2 separate regions of the Homo sapiens genome follow, and region 2 is linked to region 1. Evidence: read pairs that join two places in POLR2A ChIA-PET (ENCODE). Cell type or tissue: OCI-LY7. All regions are shown on one strand. Links, peaks and the distances in the headings refer to the core of each region. The heading gives the core; the rest is flanking DNA.

The links. Peaks named below come from ENCODE experiments on the same cell type or tissue, not always from the same donor. Only the 100,000 strongest peaks of a DNase experiment are listed, where the experiment ranks them.
Region 2: POLR2A ChIA-PET joins it to region 1 with 10 read pairs; 10 of 35 experiments call an interaction of 5 or more read pairs at or near these places.

Annotation. Positions count from the first base shown.
Region 1 is chr17:81,449,388-81,459,147 of GRCh38, forward strand. BAHCC1 (BAH domain and coiled-coil containing 1) reads left to right here. Exons shown (of 28, transcript NM_001377448.1): 12 at 2,281-2,483; 13 at 2,584-2,720; 14 at 3,336-3,464; 15 at 5,880-6,003; 16 at 6,910-7,198; 17 at 8,023-8,205; 18 at 8,778-9,079; 19 at 9,234-9,338; 20 at 9,426-9,582; 21 at 9,667-9,760. It overlaps MIR3186 (microRNA 3186), which reads right to left and starts at 1,801; the gene lies at 1,717-1,801. It overlaps LOC124904084 (a long non-coding RNA gene), which reads right to left and starts at 5,488. Exons shown (of 3, transcript XR_007065945.1): 1 at 5,173-5,488; 2 at 4,876-5,017; 3 at 4,507-4,691. RefSeq lists enhancers at 6,487-7,435, 7,436-8,384. In OCI-LY7, for the core only: no CTCF peak of the experiment used is centred there; DNase peaks (open chromatin) are centred at 3,864, 4,544, 5,284 and 7,594; H3K4me3 peaks cover 1,252 bases; H3K27ac peaks cover 1,404 bases.
Region 2 is chr17:81,397,157-81,406,916 of GRCh38, forward strand. It overlaps BAHCC1 (BAH domain and coiled-coil containing 1), which reads left to right. Exons shown (of 28, transcript NM_001377448.1): 2 at 2,378-2,761. The coding sequence starts at 2,584. MIR4740 (microRNA 4740) reads right to left here and starts at 3,622; the gene lies at 3,560-3,622. RefSeq lists enhancers at 1-256, 4,636-4,815, 5,115-5,640, 8,432-8,986. In OCI-LY7, for the core only: CTCF peaks have their summits at 4,954 (motif pointing right), 5,154, 6,197, 7,674 (motif pointing left) and 1 weaker place; DNase peaks (open chromatin) are centred at 4,975 and 7,605; H3K4me3 peaks cover 438 bases.

The DNA of each region.
Region 1 (9,760 bases), core at 603-8,602:
AATTAATTAGGAGGTTGGTTTTGTCCTGTGCCAGACAGCAAGATTTGCAGAGGGGGAAGTGGAGAAAAAGCCCCCACCATCGGGGCCGGGCAAGCATAGAGCCCCCAGGACTGGCAGAACCATCTGGGTGAGGCCACGTGGGAGCCACACGCCTGTAGCCTGCAAGGGCAGGGGAGGCACAGAGGGGCTTCTGGCCAACTGCAGTGACCCCAGGAGACCTGGGGCCTTCAGTGGAAGGGGCCTGCAGATGTGCCTCCCCGGCTGCTGATGGCAGCAGCTGCTCAGCCCACCCCCCCTCGGCCCTCTCTCCCCCTCCCATTCCCTGCGGATCCTGGACCCAGCAGCCTGAGTGTTCCCTTGGTCCCCATCAGATCTGTGGTCTCGGTCCAGAGCTTTGCACCCCAGCATCTGCCCCTCCGAGCACCTCCTGGCTTCTTAGTAATGACTTCTGGGGATGGATCAACCCTTGGTCTGGGCTTGTGGCCCCCTGGCCCTCCCCATACTTGAGGAGGGAAGCAGCCACGCACCATGGAGTGCCCCAGCCTGGGCGCTCAGGTCAGTGCCTTTGGTGGAATCTCAGGTGCGTGCCCCAGCTGTCAGGCGCTGATTTGTCCCATCGTGGATGGGGTTCTCCCGCACTCCTGCTTCTGGCTGAGATGAGCCATATCTCTGGGGAGCCCCGGTCCGTTAAGTGGAGCGTGGGGTTCTGAGGCAGAGACTAGGTTTGGGGTGCTCGTTGCTGTGAGGTTATCGTTGCTCCTGGGCTTTCCCAGGGGATACCAGCACCTCTACTCACCCCACAGGGGTTCCGCAGTTCTCCTGCCTTCCTGGCCATCACCACCCACCCCCACCGCAAGGTGTCTGGCTCCTGTCTCCTGCTGGATGTCCTTGTGGGATCAGCCCATGGGGACCCCGTTCCTGGTCTCTGTGGTCAGCCCTCAGGGCTGGCTTCCCCTACTCAGGCCCTGAGTCCCCAACCTGGGCCCGACCCTGCATGGACGCCAGCCTCTGCTGGCCCATGCTCTGACCCCAAGATGGGCCATCCCTTCCCCAGGCCACTGCCTGGGCTGTTGGGCTGCCGCTGTTCCTGCGGTCACTGTGAGGGTAGCTCCCCTGTCCCTGCCCCCAGGTTGAGGTCCCAGAGGATGCGGCCCTGGCAGCCCCTTCCTCCTGACCTGTGTTCAGCCCATGGCCCTCCTGCCTGCCCCAGGGCTGGAGCGTGCTGGAAAGGGCTTGGCAGAGCCCAGCACTGTGTTCAGAGACCGGGCAGGGGCAGGGATTTGGTGCTCTGAGGGAGGATGGAGGAATGGTGGCTGCTCCTCTGAGAAGGGTCACAGCAGATGAGACTGCATCCAGAAACCCCTGCCCGCTGCCCTCCTCACAAGGAATCGAGGGCCTGGGGTCCCAGCTACCCAGGAAGCTGAGGTGGGAGGGTACTGGAGCCCAGGAGTTCGAGGTTGCAGTGAGCCGTGATGGAGCCACCACACTCCAGCCCAGGCAATAAAGCGAGACCCTGTCTCAAATTTAAAGGTATCGAGGGGACTTGTCCCCTCCCTCTGCACTGACCACTGGCCTCCCTGCAGCCATTGCTCTTTAGGTGTCCACACAGGCGAGTGGACGGAAGGACTGATGGGCAGATGGACAGGCAATGGCAGGTCTTAGCTGCTGGGGGACGCCAGCCTCCACCACCTGGATGGAGTGATGCCCAGGTGCTGAAGCCCCTGGTTCCAAAGCCATCTCTCCGCGTGACTTTGAACTTGGTTGAAGCCACGTAGACAGACGCCTGTTGGAACCGCAGGCTTGAGCCACAGCATTCAACTCGGTTGAACTTCAGCAGCTTCCGTGCACGAGGCCTCAGTGGGCTCTCGTAGCACTGCCTGTGTCTCTGAGGGCCCCAGAGTATCCCTTCCCAGGGCTGCCGTTCGAAGCAGGGCCCCCCCGGTGGGGGGACACACAGGCGTTTCTGTTAGAAGCTGTAACGAGCAGATTGCTTTTACTTCGATGCTTTGGGGCCTGTCTTGCTCTGTGACACAGAGGACCCTGCCCCGTGGGTCCTCCCAGCTGGCCCTGCCTTACCACCAAGGGAGTGTCTCCCCAGCATGCAGCAAAACAGGGGTGCTGGGTGTCAGCCCTGGTGCCCACCTCACTCTTCCCGGTCTCCTGACCCTCATCCCGGTCTTCAAGGCTGGGTGGCTTCAGGGGGCCAGGGCTGACATCAAGAGCCTGTGAGGGGCAGTGTGTGCCCAGTTATGCCCATGCTGACCTTCCCATGCCGCACAGAGGAGGAAGAGGACGTGCTAGCCTTCAACCTGCAGCACCTGGCCACGCTGGCCACAGCCTGGTCCCTGGTGGAGGCCGCTGGCCTGGACAGCTCCACTGCCCCAGCGCAGCCGCCCACAGCCAACCCCTGCAGCGGCCCCAGGCTCACCCCCCGCATGCAGATCCTGCAGCGCAAGGACACCTGGACCCCCAAGACCAAGCCTGTGAGTGGAGGTCCCAGTGCCCACGTCGCCCAGTGCGTTGCCACAGAGCCCCAGCCTGGGCCCTGGCCCGGCTCACAGGCCCCTGTGCCCCCCCCACCAGGTGTGCCCCCTGAAGGCCGCCATCGACCGGCTGGACACGCAGGAGGTGGGGATGCGCGTGCGGCTGGCGGAGCTGCAGCGGCGCTACAAGGAGAAGCAGCGGGAGCTGGCCCGCCTGCAGCGCAAGCACGACCATGAGTACGCCTGGCGTGGCGGGGGGGCCTGGGAGGGTCGCAGCACCCCCACCCCCGGGAGGCGCCCACAGTGCTGGGGCCGATGTGGGAACAGGCCAGGATTGGGCTCTGCCCCCTACCTGTGGGCAGACACCAGGGTCCATCGGGGAGGCCCCCCAGAGGCAGTGGGGCCCAAGGAGGGAGGCATTCGGCCAGCAGCGAGACCAAGTGGCAGGGCCAGGGGTCTGTGGAAGAGCCGCTTGTCAGAGCCTGGTGTGGCAGGAGGCTGGCCGCAGGGTGGCGGGTGAGGGGACAGTGGCAGAAGGGGGAGTAGGGAGGACTGGGGGTGCTGTGGGGCCAGGGCAGAAGTTGGGGGATTCTCTGGGGGAGGGGACACCCCGCAGTTGCAACAAGGGCAGGGGCACCACCTGACCAGTGTGTGTGGATGGTAGGAGGTGGGGGCGGCGGGGGCCCCTGGCTGGCCTTGCCCTCTGCGTGAGGGGTCAGGCTCCCCAGGCCGAGTCTGGGCCGCATCTTTCCCCACACCCAGTAGCCCTCGAAGGCCAATGCCCTCGGCTGGAACCTTGTCGGGGAGCTGGGTTGTGCATGAGCCTCTGACCATCCCCCCTGCGGCCCCCAGGAGAGACGAGAGTTCACGGAGCCCTGCACGGCGGGGGCCTGGCCGGCCGAGGAAGCGCAAACACTCAAGCTCGCTGCCTGCCCCACGTCCCACGGGGCCGCTCCCCAGGAGCGATGGCAAGAAAGTCAAGTGAGTCCTGGGCACTGGCATGGCAGGGCGCGTGTGGCCGGCCCTGGGCCCTCGAGGCTGGGGAGCAGGGTCCAGGCTCCCCTGAGGCTTCCAGGCTGCTGGTGCCCCTTCACACCTACTCTGAAGGCCTGGCCCTGCCCTTCCTAGACCATCGAGAGTGACCAGCAGACAGAGCCCTGCTCCAGACAGGCTTTGCCCTTCTGGCAGCTCCCAGCACCACCCTGGCCCGGGTCCCCCTCTGGAAGTCACGGCCCCCAGGCCCAGCCACGCCGGCTCTGCACACCTGGCTGTGGCATCGTCCCCGCCCGGCCCCCCTGGAGTGTGAGGCGGTGTTGCGTGCAGGCCTCTTTATCTGCACTGTATAAAGTCGTTGGTCACGCTGTGGAGCTGCTCACGGCTGCCGGCGCGATGTTATTATCCATTACCCGCCCGGCGCAGTCGTTGGCGCACTCCCGGGCCTGGTATAATTGTCCTTCTCGGCTACAAATTGCCTCTCCCGGCAGGCCCATTTGCATAAATCCTCCGAGCTCCTCCAAACACGATTGGCGCGTGCGTGTGCGCACTGCATCAATCCTGATGATTTGGTAATAATAGTTAAATCGGCACTAAATGGTTCCTTCAATTAAGACAGGCAAAAAATTAATCTCAGGGCTTCATGTCACAAAACATTAGCAAATGCAGAGAAGGTTACGGGGAGGGGCTGTGTGGCTGTGGGCAGTGGAGGGGTCACCATATGGCTGCCCCCCCCCAGAGCTGCCCCTGCCCTGCCCAGGTGTCTCCTGGGGGGGGGTCTCCTGGGGTCTCCCTTTGAGAACCAGCCAGCACTGTGGGAACTGCTGGGCAGGACAGGGCCCCTGGAAACCAGGATCTGGCTAGAAGGCAGCAGCCTCAGGACAGGGAGGGAAACTGAGTCCAGGACCCCTCTTCCCGAGGGTCAGGGCCCCACCTCACCCTTCCACCTCCTGCCCTCACTCATCCAGGCAGTGGTGGCAGAGGCAGTTGGCCCCGGGACGGGCCTTCTACCATGCAGGAAGTCGGGGAGCGGGGGCCCAGGGGTGCCTTGTGGCCCATGGCTTCCTGCCTGGCCCCTCAGGCCTCAGAAGCCCAGCCTCCTCTGTGAGCAGGAAGGTGGAAAGGGACATCCGGCCACGCCAGGCCAGGGCCAGGCAGGGCTCTTTGTCTCCATCTGGGATTCATTTTCATGAGCAGCTGGGTATCCCTTTGCACCTGTGGGCAGGTGGGGGTTGAAAGGTGAGAGGCCAAGCCCCCAGCCCCTGTCTAGCCAAGAACAGGCAGAGAGACTCCCCAAGCCTTGGCTTCTCCATGTGAAATGGGGCAGTGGGAGGTTCTGGGGAGGGTGGGTCACCCACACAAGAGGGGGAGCCCAGGATGTGGGGGGATCAGGTGGGACCTGTTTTGGGGCATCTGGAGGTAGCTGCTGGGCCCATGTAGGCTGGAGTTGACTTCTGCCCCAGCTCCCAGCCTGGGGGACAGCACAGCTCTGGGGCATGGGGAATACTGAGGCTCAGCCTCCGCAGTGTCCAGGGCTCCATCTGGGAGGGGCCAGGGATGCAGAATTCCATCCTTAAGACCCGCGTGGAGGACAGAATGGGCTCCTGAGAGGGCCTGAGCCCGGCAACGGGGTCCCTGGGGACTCAGGGGAAAGCCCAGGCTTCTCTGGACACCGCCCCCACCCCACCCCACCCACCTGCCCCTACCCCCGCCCCTGGTGGGACTCCGGTTGGCACGTCCTCTTCCAGCTGTGGCGGAAATGTGGGTGCAGTTCTCACAAACCTGCCCGGTGCCTGCCCCACTCCTAAGGGTGGTAGTATCAGGCCCTGAACACCCGCCAAGGGCCGGGCCCGGCCTGCATAAGCCCTGCCCCAGACTCAGACAGGCACATGTGTGGCTGTCCCTTGTTCCAGGTGCCAAGGCTGGGGCTGCAGCCCCACTCAGGCCCCAGTAGCAGCAGAGCCCTGGCTCCTGAGCACTGGGCGGCCCCTCAGAGCCCTCACCGGCCCCAGCCCCCGACACCTGGCCTCTGGGTCACTGTGGCTAGGACCAGACAGCACTGCCAGGGCGTTCCTTCCTATCAGGCTGGAAGGATGGGATTTGGGTAACAGAAGCGTGCCCACTTCCAGTATAGCCAAGTGGGGGATGGGGCGGATTTGAGGATATAGGGACTGCTGAGGGCCGGTGGTTGGCAGGCAGAGGGGCTGGCTGCAGGCAGGTGCTCAGAGGAGGTCAGAGCTGGCTCGGCCCCCGGGGCCCCTCACCCCCTGCTCTGTCTGCCCGAGACGTGGGGCCCTTGGAGGAGGGTGACCCACAGTGTGACCCACTACAGAGACAGTAGGGGGACAAGGCTGGGGCGGCCGGGCCTGCATCTGCCCTGCACCCACCACCCCATGCCCCCAGGGCGGTGCGGACAAGCCTGGGTCTGCTGTGTGCGGAGCTGCGAGGAGGCAGTGGGGGCGAGCCTGCGAAGAAGCGAAGCAAGCTGGAGAGGAGCGTCTATGCGGGCCTGCAGACTGCCTCCGTGGTGAGTGCCGAGGCGCCCGCCTTGCCCCAGGGCCCTTCAGGTCCCTTCAGGTCCCTTCCTGGCAGGTAGCAGACTCTCCCCAGCCCTGTGCCGAAACCCATTGCTCAGATGAGCGAAGCAAGGCTGGGGAGCTCCGAGCGCCGACAGCAGGAGGAGGAGGGTGACCCTGCGGTGTAACACAGGAAGGTCTGACCGGGTGGCCCTGCCGCCACTTGCCCACGTCACTCCACCCTCCTCGTCTCACTCCAGCAGGAAAGCAAATGCCCAGGCTACACTCTGCTCACAGAGACTCCCTGGAACGAGGCCCTGCCTTTCTTCAGGTGGCCCAGGGCACACTTGGTGTGGCGGGGGCTCCTCCGGCTGCCGGCACCCCCTTTCTTCTTGGTGTGGGGGGGCTCCCCACGCTGCTGGCACCCTGTTTCTTCTTGGCGTGGTGGGGGCTCTCTCGGCTGCCGACACCCCTTCTTTCTTGGCACAACAGCTGCCTCCTGCCCCTCCTCTCTCCGTGGCCTCGGCGGGGCTGGTGAGACGTGGGCCCCAGCATACTTCACCTGTCTGCCCAGGGGGCTGATCCTTCTGCCCAGATGCTGTTTTATCCCTCCCTTTAGAAAAGCTAACAGCCTGGCCCCACAACCCACAGCCACTGGGCCCTCAGCCTCCTCCATGTCCCCTACGTGGGGTGGGCAGTTGGTGGGCAGTGGGTTGTGTGGGAAAGGCCGCAGCGTAGGCTCCAGGGGCAGGCCCTGTGTCTCTGGGCCAGACATCCCTTCAGCCCCTGTGGATCGAGGGCAGGGGCCTCGAGGTACCAGTTCTGAGCCGGGCATCAACAGAGAGGCACCTAACCGCCCAGGGGCTGTGGTTTGCAGAGGGCGCCCTGAGAGTGCAGCTGCCCCTCCCTGTTCACAGGAGAAGGCGCAGTGTAAGAAGAGCAGCTGTCAGGGCGGGCTGGCGCCCTCCGTGGCCCACAGGGTGGCCCAGCTGAAACCCAAGGTCAAGAGCAAAGGGCTGCCCACAGGCCTCAGCTCTTTCCAGCAGAAGGAGGCTACCCCCGGGGGGCGCATCCGGGAGAAGCTGTCCCGAGCCAAGAGTGCCAAGGTGTCTGGGGCCACACGGCACCCACAGCCCAAGGGCCACGGCAGCCGGGAGACACCCAGGTGCCCAGCCCAGCCCTCCGTGGCTGCGTCCCAGGAGGCAGGCAAGTTGCTGGCGTGAGTGGCCACTGCCAGGAGCCCCGGTCATGGTCGCTCGGGGGCTGGAGGAGGGGGCGGCAGGTTCATGGCCGCCACCAGGGCTGGGTCATGGCTTGTGGGGTGTGACAGGTCCAAGGAGACGTTTTCACTGAACAGGCTGGGGAAGGAGATGAAGGTCTCACGGAAGGAGACCCCCATCCCCAGGCAGAGCTCAGTGGCTCAGCATGCCTCACCCCCATGTCAGGGCCGAAGGGGAAGGAAGGACCCCCACTGGAAGCATCCAGGTTAAAAATAGCCCTCTCAACGGCCCCAGCCCCTGTGACTGTAGCATCCGGCTGAGCTGACCCTGAGGCGTTATCTGACCACCCCCCCCAGCAAACACGTGTGTCCAGAAACAGGAGCCTAGAAAAATAGAAGCTTCCTTTCTTCTGCCAGCCCCTTCCCCCAAGGTCTCAGATGCCTGAGAAAGAACAAAGGGAGGGCCGCTTGGGGCTGGGGGAGGGGCAGAGGGCCATCTGGGCGGAGGACAGCAGAAAAAGGGGAAGGGACTTTCTGGGGAGGGGGCCCCAGCCCTGCCTGGTGGGTGCCCTATTGCCCAGGGTATAAGAAAAAAACACCCCTCCCCACACCCATACAAATCCCTTCAGGCTGGAGGCCAGGACCTCAGGCACCTGCCCCCAAAGCAGCCCCACAGAGCGGCCCAGAGGGTGACGGTGACCAGCTCCACTCACAGCCCCGCCATAACCGCATGCCCAGAGGGTCACCTCCCCCACCTCTCAATGGCACAGCTTACCATCAAGTCATCAGGACCCCTCTGCCTCTCTCCCAGGCAGTGGCTATGACAGTGAGGACTGCGAGGGTCTCCTGGGGACAGAGGCACCACCCAGGGAAGCAGGGCTGCTGCTGCACACCGGGGCCAGTGTGGCCGTGCTGGGGCCCTCACCCTCCTCTGTGGTCAAGATGGAGGCCAACCAGAAGGCCAAGAAGAAGAAGGAGAGGCAGGGGTTGCTAGGTAACCAGGAGGGAGGACAGGGGTTGCTAGGTAACCAGGAGGGAGGGCAGGGATTGCTAGATAACCAGGAGGGAGGGCAGGGGTTGCTGGGTAACCAGGAGGGAGGGCAGGGTTTGCTGGGTAACCAGGAGGGAGGGCAGGGGTTGCTGGGTAACCAGGAGGAAGGGCAGGGGTTGCTGGGTAATCAGGAGGGGGAGGGCAGGGGTTGCTGGGTAACCGGGGGGAGGGCAGGGGTTGCTGGGTAACCAGGAGGGGGAGGGCAGGGGTTGTTGGGTAACCGGGGGGAGGGCAGGGGTTGCTAGGTAACCAGGAGGGAGGGCAGGGGTTGCTGGGTAACCAGGAGGGAGGGCAGGGGTTGCTGGGTAACCGGGGGGAGGGCAGGGGTTGCTGGGTAACCAGGAGGGAGGGCAGGGGTTGCTGGGTAACCAGGAGGGGGAGGGCAGAGGTTGCTGGGTAACCCGGGGGCGGGCAGGGGTTGCTAGGTAACCAGGAGGGAGGACCGGCACAGTCAGCCCAACCAGCCGGGTCTCTAGGATGGGGACCCCTGTGACGGCCTCCTCTCCTTCCCACAGGGGCCTGCCGCCTGTCCAGCCCTGAGAGTGAGGTCAAGATCAAGAGGCGGTCGGTGAAGGCCAAGGTGGGCACCACCCTGGAGCGGGCCCCAGGGCAGAGGCCCCCAGGTGCGCTGGGCAAGAAGAAAGCCAAGGGCAAGGCCAAGGGCAGCCTGCGGGCAGAGCCGGGGGCCACCCCCAGCAGGGACGCCCTCTTCAACCCCTCTCGGGCCTTCGCCTGCCGTGAGGAGGGCAGCCAGCTGGCCAGTGAGCGCCTCAAGAGGGCCACGCGCAAGGGCACAGTGCTGCAGCCAGTGCTGCGGGTGAGGCTGGGCTCTGGGGTGCTGGGCGGAGAGGGTGGGTGCCTGTGAGGAAAGGCCTTCCCCGCCCTCCCCCGCACGCTGGCCCCTGAGCTCTGGGTCAACCTGAGGCTGTCCCACCCTTGACTCAGCCCCTTCTCTGCCTGCCCACGCGCAGCGGAAGAACGGGGCCCTGTCCATCACGCTGGCCACACGCAACGCCAAGGCCATCCTGGGGAAGGGCCGGAAGCTGAGCAAGGTGAAGCACAAGGCCGGCAAGCAGGTAGCAGCCCCCCACTCTGGGAGCCCACTGTGCACCCACCTGCACCCCGCCTGCACCCCACCCAAGCCTGACTCCTCTGGCCCCCAGGGCAAGGGCCGGGCCGTGAGCCGCCTGCTGGAAAGCTTCGCCGTGGAGGAAGACTTTGAGTTCGACGACAACAGCAGCTTCTCGGAAGAGGAGGAGGACGAGGAGGAAGAGGAGGAGGACAGCGGCCCTCTGAGCGCAGAGCAGAGCGCCGCCCTAGGTGAGCAGGGCCAGGAAGGGTGCCAGCCGCCTGGGGAGGGGTGGTGGGTAGGCCGTGCCGGCCGCTGACACCTTGTGCCCACAGCGCGCTCGTGTGCCATCCACAAGGAGGACCTGCGGGACGGGCTGCCCGTGCTCATCCCCAAGGAGGATAGCCTGCTGTACGCGGGCAGCGTCAG
Region 2 (9,760 bases), core at 1,110-9,109, 52 kb before region 1:
GAGAACACAAAGAAAAGCTCTCTCCAATCCGGTCAGAGCCGTGGCGGCGCAGGCAGGCGACAGTAATCCACCTCCTGTTTGCTTAAAAAGTCGAGCAGGCTGGTGAGAAAGGAACAATCGGGCCTGCGATCCGCCCGCAGGGGGTGGGAGATTAAAATTGTTGCTTCGTAGCCGAGCCCGCGTCCCGAGAATCGCCGGCAGCTCGCGCTTTCTCAACTTTGAAATTTCTTATTGGAGAGAAAAAAAAAAAAAAAAACAACCACAAAACAAAAGCACAGCACACACGACTCCCTGGAGGCCGCCAGGAAGCCTGGCACCCCCGCGTGCGCAGCCCCCGGCCCCTCTCCGGCCTTCGGCGCCTTTGAAGCTGCAGGTTTCTGACCTCCCTCCCTTTCCTTCTTTCCCTTTGTCCCGCCCGGCGCCCTCCGGGGCTCGGGAGGCGCCGGCCGGGGCTGGGGGCCCCCACGTCCCTAGTCCAGCCCGGGCAGCCCCTCCCCTGACCCCTGCGCTCGCAGCCCCCTCGCCAGAGCACTCTCCGGGCCCTGGCGGCCGGGCGCTCGCTTTGCAGGCCGGGATCGGGGCTTGGGAGCCGAGCTATTTGTTAGACCCGGGGAGAGAGCTGGCGATCCCCAGAGGGAAGGGAGCCCCAAACGCCTTTGTATGTAGTTGCCAGACAAAGAGAACTCTTTGTGTAGACCCATTTATTTACAATGCAAAAGCTCTCCGAATAAATATTAAAAAAGCTTATCAGCTGAGCAAATATGTATTCACTTAATACATTATGTTTTCGGTTATAGATTAAATCAAACACAAAATAGTCTGCAAATAAGACGTTTTAGAACCCGGACCATAAAATATCGCAATTTAAAAAGGTATTCAGTAGATGGAAAACATCTTAATCGCTTTGTTGTCATGGTGGAATGGCTACAAAAACACAAGGTTTTCCGCAAAGTTCCTAATTAGGAATATCAAGCCTATCCATCTCCCTTTTGTTGGAGGTGATAAACATTAAAACAATACGTATTTAGAAGATGAGGAGTAATATGTGAAGTGCGTCCAGGGAGCGCCTTCGGAGGGACGCCTGGGAGCACGGTGGTGCACGCAGCTTCTATCACTGGCTCCGACCCTCCGCACCCAGAGTCTAAAATTGTCCCCAATTTCGCCTGAGTGGATGCTCCGCGTTGGGTGGGGGTGGAAGAAAATGGAGGTGAGGGTTATTTTAGGTGGCCGAGGTCCGGGCAGGGTCTGCTGGCAGAAGGTTGTGCTGGGCCGGGCCCACCTTCCCCGGCTAGAGGGCCGAGCTGGGCGCCGCAGACCCCGCGTACCCAGGCCGCCCGGTACTGCCCGGAGCGGAGACCGGCCTCTGCTCGCGGTCCCCGGCAGGCGCTGAAGGAAGAAATCCCAGGGCCGATTTGGGCCGTTGAGAGAGAGCATTCTGACTCTGAAAGCACCCCCCCCACACACACCCCCAAGCCCCCAATCCGCAGAGGAAGATCCTGGGCGAATTTGATTGGGGGGCGGGGTGATTGTTACAGCCTCAACAGGAAGCTCCCGGCTCCGGGACAGCAGGCCGGGCACTGCGGCGTGGCGGCCCAGGTGATGCCGGTGGCGGTTGCGGGCCTCCGGGGCTCTGAGGAGCCGGCCTGGGGTCCTAGCGCGATGCTGGGGACAGGAGCTGGTCCCGCTGGGGCTGGGGAGGGGGGACCACGGTGGATTCAGAAGAATGGGCCGAAAGATGCATGAGGGGGATGGGAGTGGGGAGAAAAGGAAGGTTATTAAAAAAAAAAAAAACTCTTGAGTTACAATCAATAAAATTACTCGCTTAATTAGCATGGTTATTCGGTTAAGCGGAATGCAGTAAAAGCTGGACCTCGGCATGAGGTGGGGAGAGGGGGAGAGCTAGTGTGGACCCCAGGCCTTTTCCTCCGAGACACCTTTGGGCAGCGGGGGAGGGGAGAGGGTGTGCGTGTGAGTGTGTGTGTGTGTGTGTGTGTGTGCGAGTGTGCGTGATGGCTTCGCAGATTTGGGTTTTTATCACCCAGCAGAGCCAGCAGCCTCTTCGCCGCGGCGCCCTAGCTGCAGGGACCCGCGGGGACGAGAACGGGAGGCGGCGAGCAGTGCGGCTGGGTTCCCCCGGCTGCCCCGGGCCAAGCGTGGCCGGGACGGTGCGTGCGCGCGCGGGGCCCCGGGTGCTGGGCTGCGCGCGCGTGCGGCGGGGAGACACCGAGCGCCCCGGCCCCGCCACCCGGCCTGGCCGCCGCTCGCTCGGGCCGGCGGGGGTGGGGGGTGGGGGGAGTGGGTGAGCGGGCGGGGCGGGGACCCCCGGGCGAGCCGAGCCCCCCAGTCACCCGTGTCTCCTCTGCTTTTGCCTCCACAGACCATGGACCCGCACAGCGGCCGCTGGCTCGGTGCGCGGCCGCCCGCCGAGAAGCCCAGTCCTCCCGCGTGCTGACCGGCCCCGCCGCCACCACCGCCTGTGACCCCGGACGCCGCCGCCTCTGCGCCGCCCGCGCGCCGAGCCGCCCCCGGGCCCCGGCCGCGCTGCTCCGAGGAAGCGGCGGCGGACCGGGGCCGGGGCCCGGCATGGATGGCCGCGACTTTGCGCCGCCGCCGCATCTGCTGTCGGAGCGCGGGAGCCTGGGCCACCGCAGCGCCGCTGCCGCCGCGCGTCTCGCCCCGGCTGGGCCCGCCGCGCAGCCCCCCGCACACTTCCAGCCGGGAAAGTACTTCCCGTCGCCGTTGCCCATGGCTTCGCACACAGGTCAGTGCTCGGCCGGGGCGGGCGCGGGACGGGAGCGTTCGAGAGCGGAACAGGGCGCCCACCCCTCCGCTCCCGGGAGCAGAGAAGCTTTGGTTTCATTTCCCGGCCCCGGCCGCGGTGGCTGCCTGGGCGCTGAGCGGGGCCGCGCGTCCCGCCAGCCCCCCAAGCTGCGTCGCCGCGGCTTAGAGAGGCCCTTCCCTGGCCACCCTCCCCCGGGGGTCTCGGAGGGGCAGCCCCGGAGCCGGCTGAAATTAAAGCCTTTCCGCGCCTCGCCACCCTCCCCCGCCCCCTCCTGCAGATCTAAATTCCACGGAAACCTCTTTTCTGCATTCTGCATTCACCTCCCTAAGACGTTCCGGGGCTGGGACAACGAGGCGCTTTCTGCGGAAACAAAACGGCTGTTGTGGCGGGGGGAGGGGACCAGGGTACGCCGCGGCCTCGCGGATTAGAGTGGTGTGTGCGCCGGGCGAGCGTTAATAGGGACTGCTGGTGTAAGACGAGCAAATCCTGTTTCTATATAAAGCCTTAAAGTGTCAGGGCGAGAATGGGTTTGCAGGGATGCATTTGCCTTAACGAGTGCCTCTGGTATCCCGCTAAAGCCGGACAAAGCGTGGCCAGAGTGCGGCCCAGCCTCTCAGCCTGCGGCCCGGGGAGGAGGGCAGCGCGGGCGCGGGCTGGGGGTGGCGCGGGGCGGCGCTCAGGATTTCGGTGCAGGCGAGAGTGCGGCGGATTTGCTCCAAGAGGAGAGCGAGGCGGATTTGCTCCAAGAGGAGAGCGTGGGGCGCCGTGCTGGGCCTCGCAGGGACGGATCCTCTCGGGCGGTCCCCTCTGACTCCCTGCCCGAGAGGATCAGTCCTTGGCAGAGCGGGCCCAGGCCTCCAGGGCAGCCCTCTTCCCGGTGGCTTTGATATGAGTGTCGAGGGAGGTCAGGGTAGGGGCAGCTACCACGCCTGAAGCCCTAGAGGTCACCAGGCGGCGCGGGTAGATTCGGGGGAAGCGCGCAGGGCTGCGCTAGGGACCCGCCGGGTCACCCTGGTACATGGGTGGCTTTTGTTTACAGTTTGTTCTAAACATCAGAAATGTTTGTCGCTTTTAAAAACAAAATTGGCAGTAACAGTTATTATTGGTAGCTTGATGAACTGTGAATACTAATAAAATTATATCTGCTTTAATGGGATTACAATTAGTGTGTGGATTAAAACGGATGGCAGAGACGGGGCTAGAAAGGAAAACGTCGGAAAAAGGGAGGGCACTCAAAGAAAAACGTACATTTTCTAGAAAAAAACAAACTTGAAATTGCTTAATTGCTAACGGGCTTCCAGCATTTGCAGCGCCAGGAGATTGGAATGGGGGAGCCGCCCAGTGGAGGGGTCTCCCCAGCACTTCCCGGGTTGGCCCACACCCGCTTCCCTCCCTGCCTGGGCCTTTGGCGAGGCTGCCCTTTTCTCTCTGTTGCCCTTCCTTCTTTTTCTCCCTTTCTTTTTTCTCCTCTAGATTTGTAACTGGAAAGAGAAGGAGAAAAAGCACTTGCCTGAGCGATGGGTGATTTAAAAATATCTCTTCTGCTGTCCCTGTGGTTATCAAGCTTGTCTTCCTGCCCCTGCATGGGAGCTGCTGCCCACCCGGCTCAGGTGCACGGGGCGCTGAGGCTGGGGCCGCCCTGGCAGAAGGGACAGCTCGCCAGCCTCCCCACCAGCCCCTCTTCTGGCTGAAGGCTGGTGGCCCCCACTGGGGGTAGGGGGATTGTGTGCACCCCACCTCCACTGTACCGTGCCCTCCAGCCTGGCAAGTAACAGCACGACAGAGACAGGGGCCCCTGACACTGAGGCTTGCATGTTGGTGCACAGGCAGGCTGGGGCTGTCCCCTCCGGGAGGCAAGGCCAAATTCCCCATCAGGTCAGGTCAGCACTCTCCCTGACCCCATGCCCCAGCTCACATCCTGGCCAGGTCCAGGCCAGCTGCATTCTCCCCCTTCTGCCCTTACTTCCAGGTCTAGGCAGCACCCGGGTAGGTGGGCGCCTGGTCGGGTGGCCTAGCCCTTTGTCTTGCTCATTCTAAGTTTGGCCACGTGGTTCTTGGCGTGTAGGCCCCGGAGGGCTGTGAGAAACGGCTCTGGGCTCTGGCCTGGCCTGTGTCCTCCCTGCTTCTTCTTGATCCCAGGTCCTCCCAGCCTCCCCAAGCGCAGGGTGCTCTAGAGGGCGCTGGAGGCCCCTCGGGGCTGCCTCTTTCAGGGTCTGAAGGGTCATGTGTCCCCGTCCCTGGAGGCCCCATTTCCTCCCCCCTGCGGACCGAAGAGAACGCTTGTGCTCGGAGATGTTCAACCCATTTGTGATGGGCAACTTGGTCATGCAGACATCCAGCTAGAAGCATCTGTAGCTGAAAGAAAGCCTTTTGAAATTGTTAAGAGCCAGAATATTGTATTGGTTTTTAAAATTTAGCTGCATGTATTTTTTTAAAAAAAGAATTATACCCCAGATCACTTTGCTTTGGTCTGTGTCTATATATGATCTAGTTTAGAGAGAAAAAAGCATAATTACGTTAAACAATTTTTTTGCGTCTTGTGTGCGGACTTCCACATGGCTGGTTTGGCTGCCTTGCTTCCCATTTTCCTGGATGGCTTCAGTCCGCAGGCCACAGCTGCAGCCAGCCCGCCCCTCCCTCTGCTGACTGCCCCTTGGAAAGGAAAATTGACCCGGATTCTTCCCGCCTGTCTGGGAGTAGAATCCAACCATCGGGGATGGAGGCCCTGGCCTCCATGAGGCTGCCTCTTTTTGCTGGGCTGCTCTTCCTGTGCCTGTCTGGCCTGGCACTGCCACCCCGGCTGGACTGAGGCTGTTCCTGCTGGCTGCCGGGGCTGCCTTTCCCCAACCCCACCCAACACTTTCAGAATGTCAGTCTGAGGGGCCCTGATGGGTGGGGACATGGGGCTCCCAGGCTTCTTCCATTGTTTTTCTAAAAATGAAAGTGCTGGGAGCTTTAGACTCGGGCCGCAGGTTTTATGGTAAAGTGCTGTTCCAGTAACCTTGTCACCAAAAGGTGCAATTAAAATGTTTGGAATCATTATTTTTAGTTCAGTGTTAGATTTTGTCTCTAATACAGATGGTCCGGAGGCAAAGCTGTGAAATCTAGGGGGGAGAAAAGAGAAATCAACAAGAACCAACCCAAGATTTTTCATCAGTGCTACTGCCTGGAGCCACTGGGGCTGGCGCCTCTGCTGGGAGTGTGTGTGTGATCCGAGGCAGCCCCGGCCTGGGGAGAGGCCCACATAGACAGCCCCCCGTCCTGGCTTCTGGCTGGGCCCGCTCCTGTCCTGGTCTGTACGCCTCCCCTCTCCAGGGGCCAGGGCTCCACCAAGGCACTATTTCTCATCTTGGTTTCAATAATCTGCTCAGATTCCCCTCCCGCCCCTTCTCTTGTCTTCTTTGGGGTGTAAATTGCTGAAGCCTGGGAAACCAGGTGCTCTGAGCCTGGGGTTATTGTGGGAGAAAGGCGAAGGCTCCTTCTGGTGGGAGAACTGCAAACTACTTCTTTCCTGCTGAAAAAGTGCTTCCTACCGCCAATCTCAAAAAAAAAAAAAGAAAAAGAAAATACCAAAAAACACAACCAAAAAATACCCCCAACTTGGCAGAGGAAAAAAAAAGATAATTTCCTAGTGTGAAAAGACCCCATCACAGGCTCCTCTCCCTCATCATGTGATATTTTTTTGTAAAGAAAAAAATACATTTTCTTAAATACCTCATTAACTCCATGACACGATGGAGTGTTTCTGCAACAGTTAGCAACATTAAGTAGGTGTGAAAAGAGTTACTTTCCGAAGACGTCACCCGTCCCGCTCCATAAGTGACAGAGTTAGACATCAAAGTTGCCGCGAGCCCAAAGGAGCTACGGGAATCCGGGAATGTGGGGCCGCGTGGACCGGCGGCGGTGGCCCGCCACGCCCGCCCCGCCGAAGCCCTGTTTGGAATGTGGGTTTCCCCCAGTGGGGCTCGTGCTGCCACCACGTCTGATTATCCCGGTACGGAGCCGCCGCGCTTTCTGTAGGAATATCCAGGTCACGTGAGTAATAAGGCAAATTAGTGAGCCAGGCAGAGAACGGCGTTGTGCAAATAGCACATCTCCCCTGGAAAACGCGCGTCCCCCCAAACGTTCCCCGGTTATTCTTAGAAATCTTCTCTCATCTCCCTGTGAGACAGGGTTCAACAGCCCCCACAGACAGGACAAAATGCATAGGAGGCTGTTAGAATAACATGGATGAGGCTAAAAATACCCCTCAGAAACACACATAAAAAAGCCAAATCCAACAACAGAACGAGCTAAAAATATTCCAGGCTTTGGCAAAGAGCACAGAGTTAAATAAATTATACAAGAGCCATTCATGGGAGCAAGTTGACTTTCTCTCTTACGGGAACTTGGTTCAAGCTAATAAAAATAATAATTTACTAGCCACTGAGCTTTGCATGAGTTTAAATTTAATTGGTGGGGCTTCTGGCGTTTGTCACTTCTTGGCGATTAGTGGTCTTGCCCTGGCCTGGGCCAGAGTGGGGAGGGGATGCCGAGGCTGGGGCTCCTGGCAGCAGGGTCATTGTCCCCTGAGAAGCAGGGCCTGGGTGCAAGGGCAGATTACCCAGGAGGCTGGAGGAGGATGGAGACTATTGGGGGTTCCATCCAGGAAGGCAGAAAAAGAACTGGCAAGGCACGGCTATTTTAATTTGATAAATGATTGTACACCTTTAAGAGTGTTTTAACAATCAGGATACACTCCAGCAAGTTGATAGGATGTTCGCTGTCAACTTACATATGTCATCAGAGCTGGCTGTGAGCATAAATAATGTGCGAGCGCTTGGGACAGCTGCAGTCTCTCCTGGAGGCTGAGGCGTGGCAGGTAGCACCTCTGTCCCCTGGCGGGCACCTTTGTTCTCCTTCTCTCTGTGTGTCTGGAGGCAGGGACCGGAGAACAGTCGTGGGGAATCACTGAATGCTGCTTTCATCCTGGGTGGTTTGGTTGGGGTGCCTCCTCTCTGCGGACTTTTTAGGTCTCCCCACGAAAATAAGAGTCCCCAGAACTACTTGACCAGAAAAGCCACTGTGGATATGATCTGAAGCTAGAATAGTAGCATCGTCTGGTGTGTTTTGTTTTTGTTTTTGTTTTGTTTTTGTTTTTTGAGACAGTCTGGCTCTGTCTGCCAGGCTGGAGTGCAGTGGCACAATCTTGGCTCACTGCCTCACTGCAACCTCTGCCTCCCTGGTTCAAGCCATTGTCGTGCCTCAGTCTCCCAAGTAGCTGGGATTACAGGCATGTACCACCACGCCCTAATTTTTTGTATTTTTAGTAGAGACGGGGTTTCACCATGTTTCCCATGCTGGTCTTGAGCTCCTGAGCTCAAGCAATCTGCCCACCTTGGCCTCCCAAAGTGCTAGGATTACAGGTGTGAGCCACCGTGCCCGGCCTCTGGTGTCTTTTGAGGCAGCAGATGTTTATATATAGCCACTTCCCAGGAGTTTTAAACATCCACCCTGGGGTTGGAGTAAGGGTAACTCCCTTTACTCCCTCCTCTTCCTTGGCTGTTTCTTAACTCAATCTGCCTCCCCCGCCCCCAATCCTGGCAGGGCCTTCTAACTCCCAAAGGACTATATTTCCCAGAATACCCTGATCTAGCTCCAGGGTCTGAGCCCGAGACTGTCCATGTCCCTGGGCTGGGAATTCCCAAGCACAGATAGAGTTCAGCCAGTGCCGCTGGGAATAAATACTTTCCTGGTGGAAGAAAGCCTTGCTCCATCGTGCCCCCCTGCCCTTCCTTCTGGAAGAGGCTTCTGGGCCCCCCGGTCTGGCTTCCTCCCTACCATAAATACCTGAATATAGGCCCATAACAAATGGGACCTGTCCTCTGTCCTCTGCCCTCTGGATCCTGTGAGGCAGCTACTGTGATTGTCCTGGCCAACGCCCCACCGGAGAGTCTCCCCCAACCCCCTGAGCTCAGTACATGGCATATGCCCTCTTTTGGAGTGGTCTTCTCAGAGGGGCCTGGTTGCCCATCAGCTGCTGTGGAAGCGATACAGGGACTCCTCCTGGGTAGCAGCAGGGCCAGCCTCTGCCTAGGGAGTCCCTCGAGAAAATACCGCCCAGCCTTTGGGGTGCCCCCTTGCCCTCCTGACACCCTCAAACAACAGAAGCTGCCTGCCTTCTTAATGGGTTCATCCTGAATGAGAGGTTTCCAAAAAGAAGCCCTCCCTCAAGACAGGCACTGCCTTGTTCCCCTGAGGAGGGAGGCAGGCTCGTCCTGGCCTGTCCAGGGGAGGGTCCGAAACCCTTGGCTCCTGGACAGCCTCCTTGAGGGGAGATGGCCTCCCCTTGTGTCCCCCACCTCGCAGACGTGCTGTGAATGGGCTTGGACTCAGAGCACGCCCCTGTCTGTTGGGTAGGTGGGTTACTTGCTCTGCATTCCCCCTCCCAGCCCCCGCTCCCCGCCCACCTGGGAACGGCTTCCCTGGGGTTCCCCGGTCCCCATTAACCTCTGGGACCTCATTTCCCCTCACCGAAGACACAGTGTAACAAGCAAAAAAAACATCAGAGCCAGCGTGCAGTGTCTGGAAAATCACCCGCAGCCCAGGCCCTTCTGCAAAGGATGGGGCCTGGAAGGGCCTCGGGCGTGGGACCGCACTCCGCTCGGGCTCCGCCCGCTGACGTTTTTATGGGATAATATACCGTTTCGCTCACGCAGGCCTATTTGTCAGTGGGCTGCCCCTGTTTGTTGTAATCTATAATATTACTGCCTCCCGTGGCCCCAGAGCAGCTGCCGCGGGAGAATCCAGGGATGGTGGGCGCTAGGTGTGCGCTGAGGGGATGTGGTGGCAGGCGCTGGGGGCAGGCGGCGCCCAGGTCCTGGTTATGAGGTCGGCGCGGGGTTTGCAGCGAGCCTCGGGTCTGGTGGGGAGGCGTCCAGCGCCCAAGCTGGGAGCCAGCCGGGCTGGCATGCTGCAGCTGTCCACACGATTAGGTTC